Linked DNA regions of Mus musculus: region 2 is linked to region 1. The links are chromatin loops, found by intact Hi-C in ENCODE. Cell type or tissue: heart. All regions are shown on one strand.

Evidence for each region. Peaks named below come from ENCODE experiments on the same cell type or tissue, not always from the same donor. Only the 100,000 strongest peaks of a DNase experiment are listed, where the experiment ranks them.
Region 2: it touches region 1 in a loop (2.5-fold over the local background); 3 of 42 quality-filtered maps call a loop at or near these places.

Annotation. Positions count from the first base shown.
Region 1 is chr8:47,989,488-47,991,987 of GRCm38, forward strand. It overlaps Wwc2 (WW, C2 and coiled-coil domain containing 2), which reads right to left and starts at 1,057. Exons shown (of 23, transcript NM_133791.5): 1 at 579-1,057. The coding sequence starts at 709. In heart, a CTCF peak has its summit at 957; DNase peaks (open chromatin) are centred at 264, 1,054 and 1,624; H3K4me3 peaks cover 2,500 bases; H3K27ac peaks cover 2,500 bases.
Region 2 is chr8:47,712,399-47,714,898 of GRCm38, forward strand. Cdkn2aip (CDKN2A interacting protein) reads right to left here and starts at 1,533. Exons shown (of 3, transcript NM_172407.3): 1 at 1,122-1,533; 2 at 490-620. The coding sequence starts at 1,372. In heart, a CTCF peak has its summit at 1,045; a DNase peak (open chromatin) is centred at 1,583; H3K4me3 peaks cover 2,264 bases; H3K27ac peaks cover 1,769 bases.

The sequences.
Region 1 (2,500 bases):
CCCTCTCTCCACGTTCAGACCCTAGGACATGGTTCGGGGTGCGCCCTAGGAAAAGCTTGCAGTCAGTGCCCAGGAGCTAGGTATGTAAGGCAGGAGAGATGCCACAGGTGGCCCAGATGACTAGTAATTCACCATCACTTAGGCCTCCGGGAGGCCCCGAGCTCAGCGTGCCTCAGAGGTCGAAAGGTGCCCTCTCCCTCCATCTGACCAACTTTAAACAGCACACAGGAGGTCTAGAGAGGGGTCAAGTACCCACACACACACACCCTGAGCCGGCTAACTGGACTCAGGGTGCCAACCCAGGGCACCAATCCGGCCCTTCCCTTGGGACAGGGAGTGTCTACAAGTCCCCGAGGGGTGTGGGGAAGGCAGTGGGCAATGGGGCCCAAGAAGGGGCGCCTGGCGGGCAGATACAGCCGCGCCTAGGCCGACCGTCCCGCGCCTACCCCGGAGCCCCTCGGGGGGTGCAGGGCCGGCGACGCCCCACGCCCCCGGCGCCCTCCAGGTCTCCCAGACAACAGCCACCGCAGCACTTCCCGAGGCGGGTCCCCGCACCCGGCCGGGGCCCGGCCACCCACCTGTCCCGGGGGTCGATCCAGCTGGTCCTCCTGGTGTTGTGGTCGATGTAGAAAACCTTGCCGTCGTAGTCCCTGGCCTCCTCCCAGCCCCGGGGTAGCGGCAGCTGCCCGCTCCCGGCCCTCCTAGGCATGGTCGGCGGCCTCGCCGGCGAGCGGCGCCTCCATAGGGACCGGGCGCGGGGCGCGGCGGGAACGCGGGTGCCGGCGAGGGGCGTGCGGGGCGAGGGGCACGGCGAGCTACGCGCGGGGAAGCCTCGGGGATCCCTGCTCTCAGCCCTGCCGGAGATCAGTCCACCATGTCTGCGTCGGAACAGACGAGCGAGCCCTCCTCCTCCTCCTTGCCGCCGCTGCCTCCGCCTCTTCCTCCTCCTCCCCGTCCCCCTGTGGCCGCCGAGGGTCGCGGCGCCCAGGCTGCCCCGGCCGACGCCGTCTGGGCTCGGATCCGGGAAGCTCCGCGGAGCAACGGCCCGGCGGCGACTGGCCTGCTCATTTGCATGCGATTAGCATGCGCTCCGCCCCCGGCCCGCCCCGCGCCCGCCTCATCTGCATGCACATTCCTCGCCGCCACATTCCTGAGCTTAACCCTGCAGCTGCCGGGGCGGCCGCGGCGGGACGCGGGGCTGAGCCCGGGCGGGGGAGGGGAGCGACGAGGCCAGGTGGGAGGCGGTAGGGCGGAGGAATGCACAGCTCGCTCCCTCCTCTGCAGCCCGAGATGTCCCCTCTCCGCCAGACCCTTTGGGGATTTAGAGGGCTTTCTGGATGGAAAAAGAAGCCAAAGAAAAAAAAGTCTGCAACCTTCTCAACCTCTTTCCGTCTTCTAGGGAAACCACAAGACTTTCGAGAGGAAAGGGTGGGGAATGCTGTCCTGGGAAGAAGTCCCAACAAACAGTAAGGGCACAGAACGCCCCCACCCCCCCCACCCCCCCCCCCCCACGCCGCGCCCCGTGCCTTGGCTGTTCCCGGCGGTGGGGAAGTGTGCAAAAAGCGCTGGGAGTGTGTCCGGGGCGTGTCCGGGGCCGCGGCGCCCCCGAGCCTTCTGCTCAGTCTGGCCCTCGGTGACCTCACCAGGGCCTCGCGGGCCTAAGGGAGCAAAGTAAAGGCGGGTCCCTATCCATGAGAGCTGCGACATGTCCGCCCCAGTGGCCCACGGGGCAACTCCGGCCTGATCCTTAGAAGCGACAGGGCCACCCCGCCACTGTCGCCGCCAGTCAGCCCCGCGCGGGCCCTAGGGGTCCGAATCACCGGTGCTGCCCCGCCGGGTCAGGGGGCTGCACTGGCGGGGTCAGGGCCCTGTGCATCTGGCGTCCCCTTCTGGGTTTAAATCCAAGGGACATGGCTGCGTCCACTATCCAGTCCCTTCCTTCCAACTCTCTGTCCCGGGAAGTTCTCCACCCCAGTCCCGGACCGGGGGTGGGGGGTGGGGTGGCAGAAGGGGTTAATAATCACTCGGAAGGGGGCCAAGGCGGGAGTCAGTGGCCACACTTTGCTTGATCAAGGGTCCATCTGGTATGAGGTGTAGATCTCTCACAAACATTTATTTATTTAGCTATTAAGTGCTGATCGGCCCTGGGTAGGAGCCGGATGTCAGACTCCTAAGACGACAAAGCCTTGGCAGAGTCAAGACACTAAGCTTGCAGTGTCCCTTGTCCTCAGTCTGAGAAATAGCCTTTCGTCCTCAACCTTTACAGCCTGCTGTGCATTGCCAACCTTGTCAATATTCTCCCAGGCCTCTAAGCAGATGCTTTTGAAATGGCAGATTTTAGGAAGAAAGGCCCCAGAGCTCAATCCTTCACCTCTTGGTCTGAATTCCCTTAACCAGACCTGCCAATGTAATAACTTCAGGACCTAGCATTGGGCAGGACATTTTCTGTGCCTGGGCATTTGCTGAAGTTGTGAATAGAACTAGACAGTAAGAACCAAGC
Region 2 (2,500 bases), 280 kb before region 1:
CCTTTCATCCCAGCATTCAGGAAGCAGAGGCAGGCATGACCCCTGAGGTTGAGGTCAGCCTGGTCTATAGAGCAAGTTCCAGGATAGGCTGGGCTACACAGAGAAACCCTATCAAAACAAAACAAAACAAGACAAACAAAAGCACAAAAAAATTCTTTTTTCAGAACCAGTAGTTTCTTTTAAAATATGGAACAACTTCATTAGTATGTTAAAACAGTATCAATTAATATGATTAGTTTTTAATATTAAATTAACAGCATCAGACATTGGACTTGAAAATCTAAAAGTTAATCAAATTCAGCACCAAAACAGACAGACAGACTCAGACAGACACACATACACACACAGTGTAGCTTTAACATTTTAACTAGATTAATACAGCATACACATTCTGGATTGTTAAAAAAAATTAGTAATGACAGCGATTCCTAATTTTATAAAGCATATTTTCTAAACTCCTATGTATGTTCACATCTATGATCTGCTAACCATTGCTACTTGATATCCCTCTTTTCTTCACCTTGGCAACCAGTTCGTCTCGTGTGGTATGGATTGGAGCATCTGTCACTTTGATGCCTTCAGCCATACTAAGAATTTTATCCATAACTTTTTGAGGGTACCTGAAAAAGAAGCAAAAGTCGCTCTCAAGAAGTGGTTTGTTTTTGTTGTTGTTATGCTTTATTTTTTTTTTTCCGAAAGTACTGGCAGCGTGAGGAATGCAGGAGTGCGCAGACTGCATTTCCTGGTCGTGATCAAAGTGTACGAACCGCGCGACAATCGAAGATGGCCCAGACGAATGCCCTAAGGGCTCGGGAGGCGGGTCTGTGCCAGGGAACCTTTAAACTCGGGGTCTCCCGGGCAGATACTGTCAGCTAAGCACCAACAACTCCATCTGCCGGGCGCATACCACCCGGACGCCCGGCAACTGTGAGGTCGGGGACAGCCCCGGACGCCCTTCCTGCTCTCCCTCCGAGGACCCACAGTGTCACACCGATTCCCGCGCTTCCCAAGCGGCCCTCCCCAGCGTCGCCGGTCCCCGCGAAAGCGCTCCCCGGCCAGCGGCAGGGGGCGTGGAGCAAAGCCCGGAAGGCTGGCTGGAGAGCGACGCTCCCTCCACTCACCGGCACCCTAGGAAGACATGGTTCGCCCAGGCCATGGAGAAGGAGACCAGCTGCTGGAGCTGCCGAGTGCGGGCTCCGCTCTCCGCGTCCGCAGTCTCGTCGGTGGCGGGGACCAGGTCCCCGGCATTGCGAAGCAGAAACTCCCGGCGGTGGCGCCAGTGTTTGTCCGTCTCGCCCTCGCAGCGCAGCGTCTCCACCCAGGCGGCTACCCGCGGGTTTTGGCTCAGGTACTCGGACACCTCCTGCGCCATGTTGGGGACCCTGCGGGACGGGGAGAGCGCAAGCGCACGGAGCCCCGGGGGCGAAGCGGCCCTGTGTCAGCGCGGCCTGCACCGGCGGCCCTCCCGAGAACGCCCCTCCAGGAGCCCAAACCCCAAACAACAGAACAAGGCGCCGACGAACCGCCCACTTCCGCCGGCCACCGCCTCGCTCCCTTTTATAACCTCGCCGCCGCCGCTGCCGCCGCGCGCACACGCGACCTTCCGGCGCGAGCGCGTCCTCCCAGGATGCTTTGCAGCGCCCAGTCGCCAGCGACTCGCTCGGCGGTCGCGCCGGCGGAGGCGGGGCCGAGGCGACTTCAGCGGCCAGCGGCCCTCCCCGCCCTCGGCGCCTAGGGGCGGCCGCTGGGGCGTTCCGCCGGCGCTTTGTGACGCCGCGCTCCGGGGGGCCGGGAGAGGGGGGCGGTGGGACAAAGCGGGCGGAGCGCGGAGACCTGGAGGCGTCCGAGTTGCCGCCCCGCCCCTCCTGCGCGTTCCGCCCTCGGACGCTCGCGGTCGCACGCGGCCAAAATAAACAAAAGCTGGCTTCCGCGCCTGCGCCCTGCCGCGAAAGCCGCTGAACCCTTGGGCCCGAGGCTCGGAAGGTCTCCGGGCGTTTGGGGACCTGCGGATGCCTTGTGGGATGGGGACAATAAAAGTACCGAGCACGGTTGTAACTTAACGACGAGCACAAGCGGCTCCTCCAGTTGGATCTAACCGGCTCTTTGAAACCAGGCCTTTGCGCTTGCGCCCCACGATCTGGCTGGGTTTCCGCGGTTTCTTAAGTTCCTGGTTCAACCCGCTTCCTCTCCCTTAACGCTTTTGGTCCCCGAACTATAAATGACCCCGTGCCAACTGGTTTTAACTGTTAATCCCGGTTGGACCAAAATGGAAATGTATCTGCTTATCTCGTCCTGGCCTCAGTCCTCAAGAGCAACTGCTTCTGCATTTGTTTTGTTTTGTTTTATGAGTTCGATTTTTTGCTTGCATGTGTGTCTGTGCTACATGTGTGGGCCTGGTGCCCTTGGAGGCAAGAGAGCAATGGCTCTCCTGGAGTTGAGTTGACCCAGGATTTTGAGCGCCCTGTGGGTGCTGGGAATTGAACCCAGCGCCCTGTGGGTG